3 separate regions of the Mus musculus genome follow, and regions 2 and 3 are each linked to region 1. Evidence: chromatin loops called from intact Hi-C (ENCODE). Cell type or tissue: heart. All regions are shown on one strand.

What was found. A loop is a pair of places that touch in the nucleus more often than their neighbours do. Peaks named below come from ENCODE experiments on the same cell type or tissue, not always from the same donor. Only the 100,000 strongest peaks of a DNase experiment are listed, where the experiment ranks them.
Region 2: it touches region 1 in a loop (3-fold over the local background); 2 of 42 quality-filtered maps call a loop at or near these places.
Region 3: a loop joins it to region 1, with 2.2 times the contacts of the local background. A loop is called at or near these places in 5 of 42 quality-filtered maps.

What each region holds. Positions count from the first base shown.
Region 1 is chr14:56,773,411-56,781,410 of GRCm38, forward strand. It overlaps Pspc1 (paraspeckle protein 1), which reads right to left and starts at 4,908. Exons shown (of 9, transcript NM_025682.4): 1 at 4,381-4,908. The coding sequence starts at 4,749. In heart, a CTCF peak has its summit at 4,273; DNase peaks (open chromatin) are centred at 4,241 and 4,991; H3K4me3 peaks cover 4,124 bases; H3K27ac peaks cover 2,425 bases.
Region 2 is chr14:56,884,424-56,892,423 of GRCm38, forward strand. Zmym2 (zinc finger, MYM-type 2) reads left to right here and starts at 2,180. Exons shown (of 25, transcript NM_029498.4): 1 at 2,180-2,275; 2 at 3,372-3,434. In heart, CTCF peaks have their summits at 987, 2,921, 3,746 (motif pointing left) and 5,543 (motif pointing right); DNase peaks (open chromatin) are centred at 1,208, 1,988, 2,718 and 3,628; H3K4me3 peaks cover 3,161 bases; H3K27ac peaks cover 2,116 bases.
Region 3 is chr14:56,572,066-56,580,065 of GRCm38, forward strand. It overlaps Parp4 (poly (ADP-ribose) polymerase family, member 4), which reads left to right and starts at 3,554. Exons shown (of 35, transcript NM_001145978.2): 1 at 3,554-3,665. It also overlaps a transcript of Cenpj not described here. In heart, no CTCF peak of the experiment used is centred here; a DNase peak (open chromatin) is centred at 3,526; H3K4me3 peaks cover 1,935 bases; H3K27ac peaks cover 1,297 bases.

The sequences.
Region 1 (8,000 bases):
TGTAAAAGAGAACAGACTCCCAAAGGTGTTCTTAGACCTCCACATGTGTACTACTGTGTGCATGCACACTCATGCAAACATATCCACACACACAAATAAATAAATCTAACAAAAATTCAAAGAGAAACTCCTTTCTACTGAAGAGATTTCACATCTATGGTACAAGATAAGTATATATAATAATAAATAACTGATATAGTTAGTAGAAATGGTATTTATTGTGCTCCAAGAACTATGAAGAGCTTCTTTATGCTTATATACATTGAGCAGTGGTAGCACACACCTTTAATCCCAGCACTGGTTTAAAGGCAGAAGCAGGAGGACCTCCAAACTCAAAGCTAGTCTAGTTTACAGAACAAGTTCCAGGACAGCTGGAGAGATAGCTCAGCACTGACTGACTACTCTGCCAGAGGTCCTGAGTTCAACTCCCAGCAACCACATGGTGGTTCACAACTATCTGTAATAGGATGCAATGCCCTCTTCTGATGTGTCTGAAGACAGTTACACTGTACTCATATACAATAATAATTCTTTGGGAAAAAAAGTTCCAGGACAGCCAGAGCCACACCAAAAAAAAAAAAAAAGGGCTTGCCCCATGAAAACTGCCCCGAGGGTACACTACCTCTTTATTCAATCTGTGCATGATGGCAAACTTGGGAAGCATAGGCAGAAGGATTGGGAATTCCAAACTGGCCCAGGCTACAGAATAAAACCACTTCAAAGAGTTATAAAGTAGCATATACCTTTAATTCCAGCACGGGTGAGTTTCTGTGACCAGGCCAACCTGATCTACATAATTAGTTCCAGAACAACCAAGGTTAATACTGAGACCCTGCCTCGATGATAATAATAACAATAATAATAATAAATAATAATAAATTAGGAGGCTGGAAAGCTGGCTCAACACTTAAGAGCACTTGCTATTCTTGAAGAGATCTTGGGTTCAGTTCCCAGCACCCACACACACGGTGGCTCACGGCCATCCTTAACTCCAGTTCCAGGAGTCCAACACTCTGCCTCATGGTCATCAGGCATCAAGTGGTGCACAGACACACAGAAAAACACATCAGACATATAAATTAAAATAATAAATCTAAAAAGAATTTAAAAAATAACAGTATCAGCCAGCAAGATGGCCCACAAGGTAAAGGTGAGGCCACCAAGCCTGATGACGTGGGTTCAATCCCCAGAACCAACTCCCACAAGTTGTCTTCTGACCTCCATACTTGTACCATTGTTTGTCCAAAACATTTACATGAATGTAAAAAAAAGAAAAATAGGGCTGAAAAGATGGCTCAGCGGTTAAGAGCACTGACTGCTCTGCCAGAGGTCCTGAGTTCAATTCCCAGCAACCACATGGTGGCTCACAACCATCTGTAATGGGATCTGATGCCCTCTTCAGAACACTGTCTGAAGAGAACAATGATGGTGTATTCATATGCATAAAATAAATGAATATCTTTTTAAAAATTACCAAATTAAGGCTAGACATGACATGTTTAGTCCCAATATTCTTGGGAGGAAAAGGCAGGCAGATTTCTGTATGTTGTAGGCTAGACAGGGTTACATAATGAGACCTCGTCTCCAAAAATAAATATTACCAAATAAAAATAATTTCTATGAACTATGGAGACAGAGCAGCAGGAAAAGATGCCTTGCTGTGGAGCCTGGCAACCTAAACTCTATCCCTGGGTCCACACAGTGGGAGGAGAGAACTGACTCCTGCAGACTGAATCTGACCTCTACACATATGCTGTCATGCACATGCACACATAAGTAAAGGAAAAAAGTATTTCTAGGGGCTAAAAAGATAGCCCAGCAGTTAGAAGCACTTGTTGCTCTTTCAGGGGGTCTGGATTTGGTTCCAACACCTACATAATGGCTTGCCACAATCTATAATTCTAGCTGAAGAGAATCCAATGTTTCCTTCTGTCCTCCATGGGCACCAGGCACACAAATGGTTGTAGCTTTTGCTAGTTTGTGAGTTCTTCTTTTTCCCCACCCTTTATCTCCCGGGGTTCACACCCTATCACTAGATAGGAAAGAAAGACTAGAGAGAGGAAGAAAGAGAAATTCCTAAACCTAATTTCTTTCTTCTTTGGTTTCTTCCAACCACTAACAAACCACAGACAACTTCCATGAACAGCCAACACCTACAATCCCCGCCTACAGGGTTCTAGTATTTATATACCCTCGGAGACGATCCCAGAATTCCAAATATCACACAATCCTAGAAACTATCTGCAGCTGGCAAAACTATGCTTTCCTAGAGCAGGAGGCAAATCATAGTCAGCTGCTACAGACAGCCCCATAACCCCACACCTGGGATTTAAAAAGCACATTCTTATGATATTTCTGTATTTTTTACAGAAACCAAAAATCCACTCACTACACATAGTGGACACATACATGCAGGCAAAATATGAACACATATATTTTAAAGTTGATAATACATTTTTTTTCAACTTTTCAAGACATGGTTTCTGTATAGACCTGGCTGTCCTGGAACTCACTCTGTAAACTGGGCTGGCCACGAGCTCATGGAAATCTGTCTGCCTCTGCTAGGACCAAGTGCTAGGACTAAGGGCGTGCACCACTAACACCTGGCAAGATAATACATTTTTTAAAAGTACTTCTAGGGGCTGGAGAGATGGTTCAGCTGTTAAGAGCACTGACTGCTCTGCCAAAGGTCCTGAGTTCAAATCCCAGCAACCATCCTGAATGAGATCTTCCGCCCTTTTCTGGGGTGCCTGAAGACAGCTACAGTGTACTTACATATAATAAATAAACCTTTAAAAGAAAAAGTGCTTCTAGAGGAGTACTGGTTACAACTCTAATCTCAACACTATGAAGGCTGGCTATGCACCCACCCTGTCTCCCTTAAAAAGGGGAGTTGGGAAATCTCTAGAAATACAAACCAGGCAAAATTCATATCAGTTTTAAAGCCATTCTACTATCTACTTATTAAGTCACTGTATATCAATATTTATAATCACACATACTATACAATTATATGTATTTCCAATTGAAACATAGACTTAAGCAATACTTAGAATTTATAAATTTACCTGCTATGCACAGAATTCAGATTATACTGTAAAATTACTTAAGAAGATTAATTTCTGTAAGTTAACTAGTTTCCAATTAACAGGTCTTTTTATTCCTACACAAAAAAACTCTGGGTGCCAGATTTAGAGGAACACATCTTCCGTCATACCCCCATCCTGCTTTTCAGACAGAGTCTCTCTATTTAGTCCTGGCTGTCTTGAAACTTGCTATGCAGTCCAAACTGACCTGGAACTCACAAGAGATCATCCCACCTCTGCCTCCTCAGAGCTAGGATTAAAAGTGTGTGCCACTGGGCTGGAGATGGCTCAGAGGTTAAGAGCACCGACTGCTGCCGGGCGGTGGTGGCGCACCCCTTTAATCCCAGCACCCAGGAGGCAGAGGCAGGTGGATTTCTGAGTTCGAGGCCAGCCTGGTCTACAAAGTGAGTTCCAGGACAGCCAGGGCTACAGAGAAACTCTGTCTTGAAAAACCAAAAAAAAAAAAAAAAAAAAAAAAAGAAGTATGCGACTTGCAATTAACATATCAGGCATAAGCTTGGTGGTGGTAGCGCAGGTGCGCCTTTAATGTCAGAGCTCGGCTGGGACAAGCAGATCTGAGTCTGAGGCCAGCCTAGTTTACAGAGTGAGAGTTCCATGACAGCCAGGGCTATATAGAGAAACCCTGTCTGGAAAAACCAAAAATAAATGAATGAATGAATGAATGAATAGTGCTTCAAGCCGACAAACTAGGCATTTTTTTTTTTTACCTAATTGGATTTTTTTTCTTTACTTAAATTTAAGAGGGTATAGGATAATATTTTAATGCTAGGATAAGTCAAATACACGGTAGCACCCACCCTTGGCCCCAATTACTCTCAGGAGTTTGCAGACCTGGATGGCTTAGCGTAGACAGCACGCAATGCAGAGACAGAAGGCGAATACTTGCTAGGATGCAGAAGAAACCCCGGGCCTTGAGCATGCTAATGCTGGGCCAGGTTCTGCCACAGAGCTACACCACTCGACACATCCCCTTGAAAGCAAAAGGAAGCTGTGGATCATTCTGGTGAGGGAACAAATCCGCTGCTGAAATTCCTCAAGTTCATCCCCAATTCACCTCCGTGACAACAAAATTTGTCGCGCAAGACCGTCCACCCAGACGCCGCTGGTCCTCCTTGACCCCGCCCCCTGCGATAGCAGCGCGCTCCCGAAGTGAGCCCCGGGCGACCGGCGACCAGCAGGACAGAAGCCCTGCGGCGCCCTCACGCCAAACCGCAGCCCCCGCAGCTTTTTTTTGTTGTTGTTGTTGTTTCCTCGCGCCCCGCCGCAGACTCACCAGGCGGATGAAGCCGAAGCCTCGGTCGCGGTTGATGAAGACCTCGCTGGGCTCTCCGTAGCGCTCAAAGAGGCGCTTGAAGTCCTCCTCCGTGATGTCTGTGGGCAGGTTACCCACGAAGAGGCGGCAGCGCTGCGTGTACGTCTTCTCGCCCGGCTTGAGGAAACTCTTGATGTCGATGGTGAAGCCCAATTCCTCGTCCGGGTGCTCCTCGGAAGGTGCGGGTGGCGGCGCCTGCTCGCCGGCCAGCGTCAGCGCCATGGCCGCCGCGGCCACCGGTTCGCTCTCTCCGGCCGCCGACTCCAGGGCGCGAAGACGAGCCGGGTTTTTCTCAATACGTACTTGCTTCAGGTTTCCTCTTAACATCATCTTAGCAAGTTCGCTTGGGATGCTGGATGAGGCCTAGACGTCAAGGTACACACGTCTCCACATGTATCTATGGAAACGAAGCAAGGAAAGCCAGGTAACGGAGGGAAGCCCAGCCTCCCCGCAATCACGCCCGCGGTGGCCGAACGCTCAAAATGGCGCTGCTTCAAACTGCAGTTGGAAGAAGAGACGCGGGCAAGAGTCCCGCCCCTCCACGGCGCGCCTGCGCAAATCCCATACCCGCGAACCGTTTGCTAGCATGGCGCGTGCGCAAACTGTGGCGAGCCTTAGAGTCCACTCCTAGGGACATCGCAACCTAAGATAGTGCAGACTATTGGAGGAGGGGGTTGTTTTGTTTTCTTGCTCTATGCAACTGGAAGAGTATGGACATGTATATCCGAGGCTGACCTTAGCTTTCGACCCTCCGGACTCAGCCCTGGGACACCTAGGTCAGACACTACAAGTGAAGTGTTAGTACCAGTACACTCCATCCTGGCCTAACTATATAACCCTTGACCTGCGTTGCCAGGACAACGACCCTCAATCCCACAATCCACTTGGCTCAGTTCCCACCCTCACTGGTGTGACGTCATTTTCCGTATAAATGGGGGGGGGGAAGGAATTACCACCACCCTTCTCTTTCTCTCACCCCTCTTTCTTTTTCCTTTTCTCTGCCCTTCTACCCGCTTCGCCGCCCCCCTATCCCTACACAATAAACCTCTCCCACGTGGAACCACCTTGGCCTGGTCTGCTGTCTGGTCTATCTGCTCAAAATATATGTAGATTAATATTATCTGATATTAATTAACATATCATGAGGAACAAAGTATATGTGTACAATACGGTGTGAAAATACAATAATTTAGGGAATGTATTTGCCCTTTTAAATATTACGGCAACTATCATTGAATGGAAAAAGAAAAACTTGCATGTTATCGGCACTGGGTAGACAGGGAGGAAGATAGGCAGTTCAAGGTCAGCCTGGGCTACACAGCAAAGTGATATTAATAGAAAAAATGCTTCCTTTCATTTTTCTTGAGACAGGGTTTCTTTGTATAGCCCTAGCTGTCCTGGAACTCAGAGATCCACCCACCTGTGCTGGGATTAAAGGCATGAGCATATTTATACACAGCACTTAATAAAACAAATTTTCGAGGCAATTAAAAACACCTTTTAACAGGTATGGTAGCTTACACCTGTAATCCTAGCTAGCATTTGGGAAGCCAGAAAAAAACTAACAAAAATAATAAAGCTCTTAAAAATCATATTTCCTGATTAAGCAATCCAATGTTGGTTTTTTTCAGTGCTGGGAAATGAACTCGAGCTTTGCACACACCAGTGCTGAGCCCCACAGCCTCACAATCCAAGTTTCTGAAACAATCATGATTTTGCTTGGTTTAGTCTATATAGCCCAGGCAGTCCTGGAACTCTCTACCTAGACAAAGCTGGCCTTGAACTCACAGAGATCCTCCTGCCTGTGTTATCTTTGCCCCACTGCCTCTGCCTCCCAAGAGCTGTGTTTAAAGGTTCACACCACCCTGACTGTGTTGTGGATTATTAACTTCAGAGTAGAATTTCCTGGAATAGATTATAAAATTAATACAGACAGACCATGAACTCCTATGGACCAGACACCAGGCTTAAGTATCACAAACTTACTCTGTAAGGATTCAGGTAGGAAAAAGTTTAAGAAGTGTGGGCAATTCTGAACCTCTCACCTCAATCCCCTCCCATACAAATCCCAGCATATACAAGGTGTATCTTCAAAGACCACAAAAAGTAATTAAACTCACATACCACTCTACAAGGTGTTCATCAGTTTCTCATGAAAGTAGACTTTTTTTTTTCTTAACAATATGAAACTCGGGAGCTAGAGCGATGGCTCAACTCTTAAGGCACCAGTTGTTCTTGCAGAGGACCTGACATTCAACTCCCACAGGGCTGCTCCCAACCCAGTTGTATGGATCTGACTGATACCCTCTTCAGGCCTTGGGCACGTGACACACACATGACACACACATACAGGCAAAACACTCATACTTACAAAGTAACTGCTTGTTTTGTTTTTTGTTTTTCAAGACAGGGTTTCTCTGTGTGGCCCTGGATGTCCTGGAATTCACTCTGTAGACCAAACTAACCTCGAACTCAGAAATCTGCCTTCCTCAGCCTCCCAAATGCTGGGATTAAAGGCGTGCGCCGCCACCACCACCCGGCATGAAAACTATTCTTAAGTGTTAAAGTCAAATAAAAGTAATGTTCACACAGTCTTTTACAAAAATCTTCCCAGGAGCTTTGTTTGTGACCAGATCTCCTAGACTTTAGGCCGGCTCACTATAGAGCTGATGCTGGCCTTGAAATTATGATGCTGTGCCTTCATTCAAGTGCTGGGATCATGAATATGTATCACCAGACCTAGCTACAGAAGCTGAAGAGATGCTGCACTTGCTGGAACTCCCTCTGCAGACCAGACTGGCCTCAAATTCAGAGATCCACCTGCCTCTGCCACTGCCTCTGCAAGTGCTGGGTTTAAAGGCATGTTTCTTTTTTCTTTTCTTTTTTTTTTTTTTTTTTTTTTTTGGTTTTTCAAGACAGCGTTTCTCTGTATAGCCCTGGTTGTCCTGGAACTCACTTTGTAGACTAGGCTGGCCTTGAACTCAGAAATCCGCCAGCCTCTGCCTCCCAAGTACTGGGATTAAAGGCCTGTGCCACCATACCCAGCTCTCTTTTTTCTTTTTTCTTTTTCTTTCTTTTTTTTTTTTTTTAAGATTTATTTTATGTGTATGAGTACACTGTAGCTGTTTTCAGACACACCAGAGGGCATTGGATCCCATTACAGATAGTTGTGAGCCACCATGTGGTTGCTGAGAATTGAGCTCAGGACCTCTGGAAGAGCAGTCAGTGCTCTTAACCGCTGAGCCATCTCTCCAGCCCCTAAAGGCATGATTCTAAAGGTAACAGAAACAGAGATAGTTTATTAAGAAACAAAAAGGCTTAATCCCAGCACTTGGGAAGCAGAGGCAGGCGGATTTCTGAGTTCGAGGCAAGCCTGGTCTACAAAGTGAGTTCCAGGACAGCCAGGGCTACACAGAGAAACCCTGTCTTGAAAAATAAAAAAAAATAAAAAAATTAAAAAAAAAGAAAGAAAGAAAGAAAGAAAGAAAGAAAGAAAGAAAGAAAAAGGCTGTAAGGCATGGTATTTGGGAAGCAGAGACAGGCAGATTTCTGTGAGTTCAAAGCCAGCCTGGTTTACAGAG
Region 2 (8,000 bases), 110 kb after region 1:
CCAAGTGTTGAGATCAAAGGGGTGTGCCACCAATGCCTGGCACATTTTGGCTTCTTTTTTCCCCTTGGTCTTACGAATTTCCTATTTGACTTTTTTCATCTTTTGAAGGAACAAGAAGCCGGGGTAGGAAGGTGAGGAGGAGGAGGGTTCGAGAAACTGGGGGAGGGGAAAACGTGATGAGAATATAGTGTATGGAAAAAAAAGTTAAAAGAGACTATGGCCCTAGATGTCATATTCTCATATAATACTTCCGTGTTGTCAGCGAATTTTATTAAGATGTTCCTGTTGTGATAGTGACATCAAACATGTCAAAGTCAAATGGTATTGTGAAATATGAAATTTAAGAATGTTTTAGTGTATTGAAAAAAATAATTTTTTTACAAAAGTTTTCTGAAAAATACTTTTTGAAAAGCTGATTCATATGTATTGTAGTTTTTTTTTTTTAAAGATTTATTTATTTATTATATGTAAGTACACTGTAGCTGTCTTCAGACACTCCAGAAGAGGGCATCAGATCTTGTTACAGATGGTTGTGAGCCACCATGTGGTTGCTGGGATTTGAACTCCGGACCTTCGGAAGAGCAGTCAGGTGCTCTTACCCACTGAGCCATCTCACCAGCCCTATTGTAGTTTTTTTGTCTTCAAATGGTAAAGAAGAGCAATGTATGTATGGAATTTAAATGAGGGTGAAAGCACTTTTTTTTAAAATTGAAAATGATTGTTTCTACCAGGTTGTCCTTTGTAAATGGTATCCACTGCAGTCTACATATTAGCCTGAGACCTTAATCAATAATTCACTTCATTAAAAATTTCATGTTCATTATCATCTTGGAGAGCTTTACAATGTAACGCCATATGACTCATTAATAGGCGGTATTGTCAATTCGGAAATTCAGAGATCTAATTGAATCCATCCATTTGGTTGAGGAAGTAACCAACATCAGTTGTAATCCCGCTAACAACCACCAGGGCGAGGTGCATTTCTTAGGTTACAGGGAGTCCTGGAAATCCAGCACCAAGTCTTCTGCCAAAGACGTGGGTGTAGACGAGGAACAAAAGACCCTCGTGCCGCCCTCCAGCGGCTCCGCTCCGAATGCGCCCGGTGGGACTCCTATGAGAGGGTCACTGCCCACGGAGCCAGGACTGAAGCGAAGGGCACGCGATGGCCCGAGGCCCCGCCAACGTGGAGGACAGGCGCTGGGCAGGCCGGAGAGCGCGTGCTCGGCCAGGCACCGACGGCCGAGGCCAGACAGCCCAGGTCCCAGGGGCGCGAGCCCGCTAAGGGAGCCCGGGGCTCCATCTTGCCCGGCGGCAGTCTGGGGTCACCACTGTCGTGTGGCCCCGCCGCAATCTCGGCGCGCAAACTCTTGGCGGCCGAGGACAAGGCCTATGGTAGAGCGCGATCGGACTCGTTCCGGGCCAAGTTTCTCGTCCCCACGGGTTCGGTTCTGATGGGCCCCAAGTTCTCCCAACAGATCCCACAAAATGGAGGCCGACGTCTCCTCCCGCCGCAGCCATGGCGGAGGTGGGACACCCTTCCCACGGGCCAGGCAAGGTGGAAGCGCCTGCACGGCCGCCAGCGCACCAGTCCCCTTGCGGCCGCAGCCGGGCTCGCCCCCTCGGTCCGCCGCAGGCACTGCCGGGCTCGCCAGTCGCCCGGGTCTTGGGGGCCTGGACAGGGAGGACACCGGGACATCGAGGCCGCGTTTCTCCTCGAGCAGAGTCGCAAAGGGCCGCGGCGACCGTCTGGAGGCCGAGACCCAGTGTCCCGATCCCGGGCCCACGGGAAGCCTCGACGAAGACCGCCCGCCCCCAGGGCCGAAGCGCGAGCCGAACTGCGGGCAGCGCCACTCGGGCTCCTGACCCGGGCGGACCCCGCGAGTGGGGGCGGGGCGGGGGCACGGAGGGAGGGAGGGAGGGAAAGAGGGAGGGAGGGAGGGCCGGCCCAGCCCGCGGGGGGGGGGGGGCCGGTAGGCCCGAGGGCGTGGCCCAGGTCTGACGGACAGCCGCCGTGACTACCTCACCGAGGAGGGTCCTGAAAGAAGGCCGACTGGGCCAATGGAGCCTGCCCGAGGCATTCCGTGCCGCCCACGCCATCAGCCAATGAGCGTGCGGAGGGCGGGGCCTCTCCGGGCCCCGCCGTGCCACCGCCTCCTCTGCCTCCTCCTCACCAGCGCTAAAGCCGGGACTGGACCGAGCGGAGTTGTGCGTGTCGCCGAAGGGGGGTGGGCCGGGGGAGGGGAGGTTCGTTCCGCGGAGCTGCAGCCAGAACCCGGTGAGGCTTCTCCCCGCCGTCTTTCCTGTCGAGGGCCGCGGAGAGTGGGGGTGGCTGGGAGCAGCGCAGCCTCGGGAGGAGGAGGCGGAGGCGGGGGCGACTGGGGAGGCGGAGATGGGTGAGGGCAGCGTCGGGAGCCTCCCACCGAGCCGGGCTTAACAGCCCGCGGCGGCCGGTGTCGCGGCTGCTGCGTCGGGGCCTGAGGGTGCGCTGGGGGCCGCGCTGATGTCCAGGGCGGCTTCGCGTGCGGCCCGAGGGGTGAGGGAGCGCGGGCGCGGCAGGGCTGGCTGGGTGAGGCGGTCGCCGGGGGCGGGGGGCGCGGGGGCCTCGAGGTGCGGGCGGCAGCGGCCGGAGGTCGTGGGGTGTTTTCCTTTCTGTGCTGCGGGCGGCCGGGCGGGCCGGGGAGGGGCCCTTTGGCCCTCCCGCCTGGGGGCTGCACTCCCACCCTGTCTGTCCAACCGAGACCCCAAGTTTTCGATGGCAAGGGGTGCCTTTTGAGTCTTGCGGCGTCCTCTTCGTCGCTGGTCTCCTCCCCGGCGCTGTGCTGCGCGGCTCTTGCTCCTCACGTATTGTTTGGCTGGGTCTCTAATGGCGGACGGGGAGGCAGCGCTGCCGGTCTCGGACTGCAGGGGGGGCAAACCTCGGGCCCAGGGCAACTGCTTGGGGCAAATATGGGCAATATCAGCCCATCGTTGACATAAACTGGTTTTTACCTGTAAATTGGTGCTGAGTTTGACTGGAATAACCGTGGTGGTAATACTTGCGAGGGAGTGCAAGTCCCTTGCTGGCGTCGGGGCAATGTTTGCCCTTCCCCCTCCCTACCCCATAGCAGGCTTGGTGCCCTCAGGTCCCTTTCCCTGCAGATTGAGGCTTACACATGGGCTTTGGCTCCAAATAAAATATTTCACTCCACTTGGGTAGTAAGTAGTAGGCTGTTTTGCGTGGGCTTTGGGGTAATAATAGAAGGGCCAAACCTCCTTGACCCCTTAGTCCCTTCTCTGCCTCCTCCTGGTGAAATCGGCTTGGTGCTCCTACCAGATTGGGTGTTCATCCATTTCTCTCCCCCCCCCCTTTTTTTTTTTCTCTTTTATCCCAGGACCAGAAATTTCGTTCAACCCTATCTGGTGCATCTTTGGCAGAAAGTGAGGAAAACACCATTGTGAGTCCTTTTCTTCTAATTTGCTTATTAACAGAGGACGTGGTTGGATTATAGGGGTTCAGCTATAGGATTTGGCCCTCCTGGTTGTTCTTAAGGGGAGGAGCCTTCTCTTGGGTGGCAGCTGCTGTCGGGGAGAAACTCCAGTGATGCCTGGTGAGGCAGCTGGGAGTGGGCGCTGCTGTTTGCACCGCTGCAGACATCGCTTCTGCTGCTGCAATACCAACCTCAGCAACCAGACGACGGGCTTCTGCAGCTGCTCACGTTACCGGTGGGGAGGAGGGGTGTTGGGAAGGAGGGCATATTTCTGGTGCCCTCTAGAGTTACAGAGTGGGAATTAATGTTATTTGGTTTGAAGTGCATGCAACCATTTTTGACATTTTTCTTGTCATCATGGTTAATGGACCTCTGGTAATGGACAACTATGGAGAGCTGCTTAACTTTTTATGCCTGGTCTGAGTGACAGAATTTGACCATGAAGGTGGACGTGTTTCTAGATCTTTCATGTTCTTTGCATCTGTTGTTTTCATCTTACCAAGTAGATGCTGCTTAGACCTGTGCAGTCCTCTACTTAGTCTTTCATCTCTGGTGTTGACCAGTTCTCTATTATGTCACGCTTTTTATGGATTTCTAAAAATTTTTATAGTGTGTGAGTGCATGGTGTGTTTGTGTTGGTGCACATGCCAGAGCACCAGTGTGTAGGTCAGGACAACTTTTGGAGTTGGTTCTACCCTTCACTGTCTAATTGGTTCAGTGAATCCAAGCCAGGTTGTTAGGCTCATGTAGCAGGCCCCTCTATCCATTCAGCCATCTTGCAGGCCCTATCACTTATTTTGAGATGGCATCTAATGTATCCCAGGTTGACCTTGAACTTTTGTTGCGTAGCCTAGAATGACTTTGAACTTGTGATCCCTCAGTCTCAACTTCCCAAGTGCTATGACTTGTGTCCTCTTGTTATATTTATGTGGTGCTGGGAATCAAACCCAGCTTCCTGCACGCTAGCAAGCACCTCACCAACTATGCTACAGTTCTAGCCCCAAATATTACTCTTGAGCCCAGTACAGCTCCTGTTGTTACTTGTATACTTTTAAAGGTGTGTTATAAGTATAGATGCTTATGGTTACTTTGGATTTATTTATTTTGGTTTTTTGGGACAGGGTTTCTCTGTGTAGCCCTGGCTGTCTTGGAACTCACTCTGTAGACCAGGCTGGCCTCAAACTCAGAAATCTGCCTGCCTCTGCCTCTGGAGTGCTGGGATTAAAGGCGTGCGCCACCACGCCCGGCTTGGATTTATTTTTAATGTGTATGATTGTTTTACCTGTTTGAATGTATGTGTGACATACATGTACTTTGTGGCCAAGGATGTCAGAAAAAGGTATTGGCTGTTGTGAGCCACTATGTGGGTACTGGAAACTGTACTTTATAACTGCTGAGCCATCTCTCCAACCCATTGTTAAACGTTTTAAACTTGTATTAAGTAATTTAATCCACAGGAGAACTTGGTAGTATAGCTAATAATATTTTCCCCTTCTGAACACTGTCTTTACTCTGAATTTGCAGAGGAGGGAGTAGGCGTAGAAGGATCCTGGGAAGGACCCAGTGAAGCAGGTTCTGAACACAAAGCAGTGTGGCGACAGAGCCCACCATCAGCAGCTGGACTGGACTGGATTCTCATGTCGGAGATCTCAAACTTAAACTGAGTCAGAATAACCTTTTCTTGCTTGGAAGTGGAAACATAAAAAGTGCTTGAATCCTGTTCAGTTCTTTTAAAAAAAAAAATAGAAAATGCTAGATGGTGGTGGTGCCCACCTTTAATCCCAGCACTCAGGAGGCAGAAGAATCTGTGAGTTTGAGGCCAGCCTGGTCTGTAGAGTGAGTTCCAGCATAGCCTGGGTGACATAGAGGAACTCTCTGAGGGGTGGGTGAATAGTTAACAGTTGGTATTTATTTATTTACTTATTTATTTAATTTAGACTAGGATTATGGTCCAGACTGGCCTTGAGTTCACTGTGTAGCACATGATGTCTTTGGGGGGGGTCTTCTTTTTTTTTTAAATTTATTTATTATTATATCTAAGTACACTGTAGCTGTCTTCAGATACACCAGAAGAGGGCATCAGATCTCATTACCGGTGGTTGTGAGCCACCTCTCCAGCCTTCTTTGGGGGTATTCTTTTTGCCTCTTTTTCTAGTTGGTGGATTACAGGCATGTGCCACTATGATCTGCTTCATTTAGATTTTTTACCACCTTATTTCAACACCAGTATAGGCTGTTTGTATCAGTATAATTTTTTTCAGTATATGTCTGAAGGAACTTTATTATTATTGGAGATGAGGTTTTACGATATAGTTCTGGAACTCACTTTGTGGACCAAGGTGGCCCAAACTCAGAGAGATACACCTGCCTCAGCCTTCCAAGTCCTGGGCTTGCAGGTGTCCACCTCAGTGCCTAGCTCGACTATAAACCTCGAATGAGTGTGAAGTCCTTTTAGGAACTAAGTCATTCTGATACTAAGTTTCAGGACCTTTCATGTGGCTGTTGTTATTTTTCCATGAATGATTAACTTATCTTCCCTCCTCCCTTCTTAGATCTTTGATTGTAAGCCTGGCCTTTAATAGCTGGGCCTCCCTCCAGCCTTCCTCTTTCATAGTGGTGTTTTTTTGTTTGATTGTTTTTTGAGACAGTCTTGAAGGGTGTGAGTGTGTGTGTGTTTGTGTGTAAATGTTGCTCAGGCTGGCCTAGACTTTACAGCAGTTCTCTTGCTTCAGTCTTGGTGCTAGGATTATAGGTAGGTGCCCCTGGACATGGCCTGACTCCATCAGTCCTTTGTCAGCCACTTTGGTCCTCCACAGAAGCTGACATAGAACATTTCCAGCTCTCATGGATATGATCTTGTCAGACCGTAAATCTGTATAATTGGATTTATTTTGTAGGCTTTTATTCTGTTTTGCTTGTTTGAGGTACAGAAGTATACAAACAGTGCTATTGTGACAAAATGAATCTTTGGCTCATATAACATGCACTGGTATTACTGTGATAGGAAAAAATGTAAGAAAGAATATATAATTCTTTGTTGTCAAAAGATGTGGTATAGTTTCTTTATGCTTTGATATCTGTCCCCAGTTCACTGATAACATCAACACATAGTTTATTATGTTAAATGGCTCTTATAAGAAATCTTAAGAATCTTTATGTCTTTAGGTATTGTAAGGAAAGCTCAAACTAATTTCTTGTCCTGCTGGAATTCTATGTGTAATCCACCTCAGTGTATCTTGATACCCTGAGAGAGACAGACAGACAGACAGACAGACAGAGACAGACCGTCTTTCTTGACCATCTCTCATTAGGAAATAGATTGCCTGGACTCCATGCAACTGTATACAACAAGGATACTCAAATCCAAAAGCTGTGCAGATCTAAGTACATGTAACTCATAAAGTTGCCAGTGAGAAAAAAATTGTTGCTGGATAAATGCATAAGTTTGAAGAATGAGGTACAGAGCAACATTACAGTATATTTTTTTTGTATATAATCTAGACAATTTTGTTGTACCTGGATGGATATTTTAGTTTTAAAATAATTGACTTTTTTTTTTTTGAACATAGAAATAGCAAGTGCATCCTCATTGGTGCCTGTGCTAAATTCATCGTAAAAAAGACAGTTGATCATCTTAAAGGGTGAATTATAGCACACCTTTTATTTTGTTTAAAAGCATATCAGTTTAGCAACTGGAGAGGTGGCTCAGCGATTAAGAGCACTGACCATTTTTCCAGAGGACCTGGGTTCAATTTCCAGCACTCACATGGTAGCTCACAACTGTCTATAACTTGTTTCTAGAGGATCTGGCATCCTCACACAGACAAAAAAAAAAATGTAAGAAATACTATATAATTCAGCAAAACACCAATGCACATCAAAATGAATAACTTGTTTAAAAAAAACGTATCAGTTCTCAAATGAAGTTAAAATACTTTTTGTTCACCATTAAAAATCCATTTTAGCCAGGCAGTGGTGGCACATGCCTTTAATCCCAGCACTTGGGAGGCAGAGGCAGGTGGATTTCTGAGTTCGAGGCCAGCCTGGTCTACAAAGTGAGTTCCAGGACAGCCAGGGCTACACAGAGAAATCCTGTCTAGAAAACAAACAACAACAAAAAAATTCCATTTTAGTGTTAGAAAATTGATCAGGTACCACAAATACTTGATCACATGGTGTGATTTGTGGTTTGTTTGTATTTTTTTATTGTTTTTTTCAGACACAGTTCCTATCTTTCTTCTTGCTGTGATTAAAACACAGATCAAAAAACAACTTAGAGGAGGAAAGGATTCATTTATTTTATACTTGTAGGTCGCAGTTTATCATTGAAGGAAGTCAGGGTAGGAACCAAGAAGGAATGTTGCTTGCTGGATTGTTTTTCTCCTCTCTCTCCCCCTTTTCCTCTGTCCTCCCCTTCCTCCTCTTCTTTCTTTTTCTTCCTTCCTTCCTTCCTTCCTTCCTTCCTTCCTTCCTTCCTTCCTCTCTTTCTTCTCTTTCTTCTCTTTTTTTCTTGAGACAGGGTTTCTCTGTGTA
Region 3 (8,000 bases), 200 kb before region 1:
GACCCCTGCGGTAACAGAGAGCGTACTCCATTGTGCCAGGAACACAGAGATTCAAACCGAATCTAAAAGACGACAGGTTTGGGAGAGTTTCGTCGTCTTCGCTTTTCTCTTTGAATGGGTTTGATTTAATAAAGACCTGTTTAAAACAAAAAAGTGACATTGGTAGGACGAATAAGTGAAGATAACCGTGGAAAAATTTACTCCGGAAATAATCATCTATTATGTGGCTAGTCGATGGCTGCACAAAGTGTGTGCATTCAGTGTTTAAATTATATGGAATATTGAAAGTGCAGATATTAAAATTATATATGGAATGTTGAGCGCAGATTTCACTGTTTATTTGTTTTGCCACCAGAGGGGTTCCAAAATACAGACATGACCCTTTAATCTAGGATGCTACAACACTTCAAGCTACCACAGTTTTTAGACTAGGTTTGAACAATATTGTAAACTAACATCTGTTTTTTAAATATATAATTTTACTATTTTATTTTTACTTTATGTGCAAGCATATTTTGCCTTCATGTTAGTATGTGCCCTGACGTGTGTCTGGTGCCTGTAGAGGTCATAGGGGCCATCTGATCCCATGATCCCATGGAACTAGAGCTACAGATGTTTGTGAGCTACCATGTAGGAGCTGGAAACTGAACCCAATCTTGGGAGAGAGAACAGCAAATGCCCATAACCACTAGGCCATCCCATTTTCTCTTCTCCGGTTGATCAAATGCTTGCCTAGTATGTTCTATCCTCAGCACTGTATAATCCAAAATTGGTGACCAGTCTCTCAGGTGGGGAAGGTGAATCAGAAATTCAAGGTCACCCTCCAATATAGAGTAAGTTAGAGGCCAGTATGTTAACATGAGATTCTATATAAAAAGGTCATCAAGAAGAATTGCCCTTTATACTAATTAGTTCAAATAAATCAATATTATTAAAGATAATTAAAATTTTGTACAGACACCTCAAACATGGAGACGGGAAAAGTTTTTGTTTTGCTTTGTTTTGTTAGGTTACATCATAGATGAAAAAGCCAAAGTTCAAAACTACCAAGATCACACACCTAAAATGTTGACAAGAGAATGGAGCTCAGTGGGTAGCAAAGACCTTGCCTGCTGTACCAGAGGCTGAGTTCCATCCACTGCCCTAAGCTGATTAGTCAGTAAATTAATAACTTAAGATGCTGAATGAGGGTTCAAATGGTCTTCTTTTGGCCTGAAACCATGCCCAAAAATCATTTTCTTAAAATGTGTGTCTTTGACAATAATCACAATATTCTCTACTATTTCTGCCTACATTTTATTTGGTATAGTATGTTATGCCACATTGCTTGTTGTCTGAATAAACAAATTTTATCACACTCATCCTTTCTCTCTCTCTCTCTCTCTCTCTCTCTCTCTCTCTCTCCCTTTCTCTCTCTCTCTCTCCTAGTTTTCTTGCCTTCACTTCCCAAAGTATGTGCCACAAAGCATGTCTCCACATTCAAGTTTAAAGTAGCTATTAAGATTTTAATAAAGGGCTGGAGAGATGGCTCAGCGGTTAAGAGCACTGACTGCCCTTCTGAAGGTCCTGAGTTCAAATACCAGCAACAACCATCTGTAATGAGATCTGATGCCCTCTTCTGGGGTGTCTGAAGACAGCTACAGTGTACTTACATATAATAATAAATAAATCTTTAAAAAAGATTTAATATGGAAGTTATCACCTGGAACCTACATACCTATATTTTAAAAGTAGAGTATAATGATCCAATCACTTGGGCAGAGGAAGAGCCTTGAACTAGCTACTTAGAGCTGAAGAGCAGCCTGGACTATATAGAAAGGCCCTGTCTCAAAAAGGCAGAAAGATCTCTGTGAGTTGAGGCCACTCTGGTTTACAGAGTGAGTTCCAAGACACCCAGGACTGTGATACAGAGAAATTCTATCCTGGGGCGGGGGGAGAATAAAATTAAAATAAGTAGCACACAGCACATTATTCAACTGTTGACTGTGTGACCCCACCCCCACCCCCATTGATAAGCTGTGCCAAAACCATGAGTGGCATCATCCCATGGGCTAAGGACCTGAATGGAATTAAAGGGAAAGCAGACAATACTCATCATTTCACTTATTACCCTCTGACTGTGGGCAAGATGCGATCAGACACCTCCTGCTCCTGCAGTCAGACCTTCCCTGCCATGAAAGACTGTACACCCTAGGACTGTAAGCCAGCACACCCTCTCCTTCCAAAAGCTGCTTCTATCAGAGCAATAAGACAAGAAACTAGTAGTACAGTAAAAATGTCTCCTTTTCTGCTTTGCTTTTTAAGAACTCACTAAAGATCTTTGACTTCTGATCCTCCTGTCTGTACCTCCAGTCTGTAGGGACTACACACATATACCACCAACCCTGTTTTTAATACAGTATTAGGGACTGAACCCAGGGCTTCACACAGCACTTTAACCTGCTGAAGCATATCCTCAGTCCAGTAAAGACGTTTCTAGGGAGGGGGAGGTGGCTCAGTCCCTAGAGTGCTTGCCTGGTAAGCATAAAGACCGGAGTGTAACACACCCCCCCACCATTTTAAAAAGGAAAAAGCTGGAAGCTGGCTAGGTGGCTCAGTGGGTAAAGTATTTGCCCTACAAGCCTGATGACATGAGTCCTATACCCAGTCATGTCAAAGAAGAAGAGAAATCATAAGCACACATATGTGTATGCATGCAAACAAATATAGTATATTATATATACTATATATAAAGCCATATAATATACATATAAAGCCACACATAATGGTATGTGCTTGTAACCCCAGTGCTGGGAGGAAGAGACTGGTAGATCCTTAGTGCTCACTGGCTACCTAGCCTAGTACACATAATAAGTTCCAGATCATTTGGCACCTGAGGACAGCACCCAATAAATCATGTCACCAAAATTCACCTTTTACATTCAATTCTCTAGTCTAGACCTTATAGTCTCGTTTCATTCATCATATTCTGAAATTATTAATGGAATTATTTCTAAATCAGTCCCTACTCAGTACATTTCTGATTCTAGCGCCCAGGGCCCACACATGTGAAGCAAATAACCAGCTGAGCTGTCTAGCCCTAGACCCATCGTTTGAGCGTCTCCAATTAGTGATGGATGCTATTGTGCGCTTCAAACTCAGAAGTTCTCATTTTCTTCCACTGTTGCTGCTGAAAATCGAACCCAGGGGCCCACAAATGTTAGCCAAGCTTTCTACCAATGACCTAGCTCTTCAGTCCTAAATTCTCTCTGATGCCCCTTTGGGAAATTTGTTTCTTACCTGCCCTGGGATTCCAGCACCCTATTTAACCCCAATCCGTAATCATTTCTCTGTCAAAAGTCCCCATCCATCAAGTCTCCCAGATTCGAATTTTGGGTTTACTCCTACTGGCAATTTACACTCTGAAAAAGAAAGTGAAAGTCCTGAACGCTAGGCTGATCTGGAAAGCTGAGGCCACGCCTTCTCCCCAGCTGGACAGTCGCAGGACATCCCTCTAAGGGGCGTAGGTCCGGTGTTCAGGAGCCGCAGCCACGGTCCCGCCCCGCCGCGCCCCACCTAACCCGGCTGCGCCTGGAGCGGAAGCACCAAGGCTGGAACGCTGGCTGCGGAGCACGGAGGAGGGGACCATCCGACACCAGGAAGGGCCAGGCGGGATCTCCGAGCAGGTGCGTGGGTACCCCAGGAGGCTGTCTGACAGCCCGAGGGTCCCCGGTAGTCTCTGGTGGTCTTGACCTTCTGAGGCCTGGCTCAGGGTCAGCGGCCCTAGGAGGGGAGTGCCAGGGGAGGGGAGGTCAATGTTGACTGCGCCATCAGACCCACTGCTGTTTTGGGAAAATAACTGCAACAGAACGCAACATTTCTTTACTTTCTGAAAGTTGAGGAAACTTTTGGTAGAAGAAAATAACTCATTGAGGTCTGGAGTTGAAATTTAGCCGAATCTGACTAAGCTCCGGGTCCTATTAAGACAAAAAATAAGTAAAAAAGATGGGGTGAGTTAATTTGCAGTTTTAGCCAAGACTGGGAATAGAGAAATTCTTAGTCTGTCTAGGCCTTACCTATGGCAGTTACAATTTATGTTAATGAAAAAGGGGAAGGCCAGGAAATCCGCCCCACGTAGATTTGTCCTTAGGTTGGATTTATGCCTCTGTCCTACTAAAGGTACTTCCGGTGCTATGGCTATTCTTGGTTGTTAAATTGACGCACCTGGAAAAAAATGAACCTCAATTGAGAAATCGCCTCCGTCAAATTGACCTCTGGGGTGTGTCTGCAGAGCATTTTCTTGATTGCTAACTGAAGGAAGAGAGCTTAGCCCACTGTAGGCACCGCTTCTGGGCAGGTGGTCCTGGATTGTATGAGGTGAGCAGAAACAGAAAGCAAGCCAGTAAACTGCGTTCTTCCTTGACCACTAATTAATCTACTCACTTTACATGCCAATCACAGCCTTTAATCCAGTCAGTTCCTTAAATTGTGCTACTGTTATGAATAGTAAGTAAAAATATCTGTGTTTCCTATAGTCTTAAACCCACTGTCAAAGGGGTCAAGATTGAGAACCACCGGCTTCCACGTTCCTGTCAGGGGTTCATGCCCTGACTTTCATGTTTGACTGTAAGCAGTGAGATGAGGTAAGGAAGAGTAACAACAGGATCAAAGCTGGGATCTGTCTCAGGGCAGCCAATAGGAAGACGGCTTGTGATGGGCTCCCCTACGACACGCTGAAAGGAAGAAACGTGGGTGTTCACTCCCTAGCGAGGCAGCCTTCTCTCTCCACTGTGCAGTTTTTTGTTTTGTTTTGTTTTTTCGAGACAGGGCTTCTCTGTATAGTCCTGGCTGCTCAAGAACTTTTTCTATAGACCAGGCTGGCCTCAAGCTCAGAGATCAGCTTGCCTCTGCCTCCTGAGTGCTGGAACCAAAGGCGTGCACCACCACCACCACCACCACCACCACCACCAGGCTCGAGTTTGATATTTAAAAGCTATTGGAAATGACTTTTTTCCCTTCAGGTCTTTTTGACACGTTTGTATTTGGTTCAGTGAAAGGATGCCTATGTTTTGTTTGTTGGTTTTTTTCTGCTACTTTTCTAAAAGTGTTTTTCAAGTCTAAGGATTTTCTGGTAGAAGCCAGTCATGGGGGCACACCCCAGTAATCCTAACACTCTGGAGGCTACAACAGGAGGATCACCATGAGTTTGAGACCTGAGCTTCACAGTGAGCTCTAGGCCAGCAGGTACAGATTGGATCTCAACATTATACCAGGCCGGTGAGGTGTAGTGGTACACACCTTCAAGCCTAAGACTCGGGTGAGAAAGAACTCTGAGATCGAGCCCAACCTGGTCTACATAGCAAGTTCTAGGCTAGCCAAGGCTAAAAAAAATGTAAAGCAAACCAAACAAATTCACTAAAACCCAGCAACACATAGTGTCTGGTGGGGTCTTTAGGATCTTTTGAGGATTGCATCGTGTCATGCAGAAATAGGGGTGAGTTGGCCGTTCCCTTTCCCATGTCTGTTTCTCTTATTTTCTCTCTTACTAGTCCAGTAAGACTTCTAGCACCATATTCAAAAGAGTGGAGAATGGCCACCCTTGTCTCCTTTCTAACTTTAGAGGAAATTCCCCATGTAGTGTGATGTTGGCTACAGGCTTGCCGTATTTAGCTCTTAAAACATTGAGGTATGCATTTCTTCTGTCTCTAGTTCTGCAGGGGCTTTGTCATGAAGGATGTTGGACTTTGCCAAAGGCCTTTAATGTGTCTACAGATGTGGTCATGTGATTTTTGTCATTACATCTCTTCAGCCCTTGTACTATATTCATAGGTGTGGATGTGTTGAGCCAATCTTACATTCCTGAGATGAAACTAACTTTATCACAGTGTTCTTGAAATGGATTTACAATATTCTTTAGAAATTTAGTGGTTGTTGGAGAATTTGGGCTGTTGTGTCCTCTCTGGTTTGCTGTGCTGTGGCTTTGTAGGATAAGTGTGGTAGTGTCCCTTCCCTTTCTACTTTGTAGAGCATTCTGAGAAGTGCTGGTGTCGCCTTCCTCTTAACAGCATGGGAGAATATGGGAGAATATGGCTGTGAACCATCCCATACTGTGTGAGACTTAGTGGGCACATTTTATTACTATTTCAACTTAACTGCCTATTGCATCTGCTTACATTGTTTATGTCTTCTTGATTTAATTCTGGTCAGTTAAGTAGATCTCGGAATGTATTCATTTCTTCCAGATTTTCTAGGGACTGTTTTGTTTTGTTGTAATACAAGTTAAAGTATTGCCTAAGATGCTCTGTATTTTATTTCAAGATATTATACTATCCCGTTTCCATCTCCAATTTCTTAACTTGGTGCTTTCTATCCATATCTATCTACCTACATCTCTATGTCTGTCTGTCTGTCTGTCTCCATTCTCTCTCTATGGCCTTATGTAACCCAGGCTGGTCTCAGATTTACTATATAGCTGAGGATAACCCTGACCATCTGACCCCTCTACCTCCACCGTAGACATGCGCCACCATGACCAGTTTTAGCTGACACTGAGGGGCAAGCCCAGCACTCTGCTAAGCACTCTGCAAACAGAGTGACACCTCAGCCCCTCTCTCTTCACCTTGGTCGTCTTGACTAGGCCTTTGTCAGTCTTGCTTATCTTGTCCGAGAACCAGCTTTTTGGTTGGCTGTTCCCATGTCTTGCTCCTTTACCTCCATTTCATTCACTTCTGCTCCACTACTGTTTTTGCTTTCAGATTTTTCTTGCTTTTCTAAGAAGTTGGGGGTAAGTCGTTAGGTGTTTAAACTTCAGATTGCACTGACTTCTTCTTTTTCTTTTATTAAACATATTTTAAAAAAATATTTATGTATATGGGTACTTTGTCTGCATGTACGTCTGCCTGCACACCAGAAGACAGTATCACACAGCGCTGGCTTACTGGCCATGGACTGCCTTGTGTTGTGCTTTTCTTAAAGTGCCCTTATTTCACAATCAAATTTAAAGCATACTTGCTGGATACAATAATCCTGGTTAGTTATGTACTTTCAGCAATTACTGTGCAATCTGTCCTTTCCAGGCTTTTACTGGATGATGAGGGCCCGAGGCGACGTCACTCCATGTCTCTGTAGGCCAGTTGGTCCTCTCCCTGACATTCCATTCCATTCTTCCCGTGCCCTTTTGACCTCTTACCTAGCCCACGTCACGGAAAGTACCCTCAGCAGCCTTGTCTGTCTGTAATTCTAAGTGCCTCTTGTACTTGGCTGTCTGTTTTCTTTCTCTAGATCTGGGGGATTTTCTGTTACAAGTGAACTTTCTAGACAATAAAACAGTAAAAACACTAAGAACGTCTAACAGTGGAGGAACGTGTGGAGAAAGAAAGAAAAGCTGAGCGTAGTAGTTCACACCTGTAATCCCAGCACTCGGGAAGGTATGCAATCTCATGAGTTCAAGGCCAGCCTGGGGTAGAGAATGAGAAATGAAAAATAAAAAAATTAAAAAAAAAAACAACAAGGAAGACAAAAAAGATTTTGCTCATGATGACAAAAACAACTATAAATAAAACTAGATGAATAAAAACATAATATCATATCCATTTGGGAGTATTTCTCATATGATAAACATGAAAATATCCCTTAAAATGTAGTGGGAAAGTAAGGCAGAGCACACACACACACACACACACACAAAGGAGGAGAAGGATGAAAGATGAAGTGTGGAAGCAGCCTCTTTCTGGGTCTTTGAAACCTGGAGACAGGCTGGAGTGGTGGCTCAGTCAAAGAGGGCTTACCTTCCTTGTCAAGGGCTGAGATTGGTCCCCAGCACCATTTCAGATGGCTCACAGCCACCTGTAACCCCAGCTGTAGGGGATCTGACACCCATTTTCTGGTCTCCATGGTCACAGCACATACACTGGGCACTTATGTACACTCAGGTACACACATGAAATAAATAAATCTTAAAAAAAGAAAACTGGACACTGCCTGCTGTGTATCAGGGAAGGCAGTTGGACTTCAGGACCCTC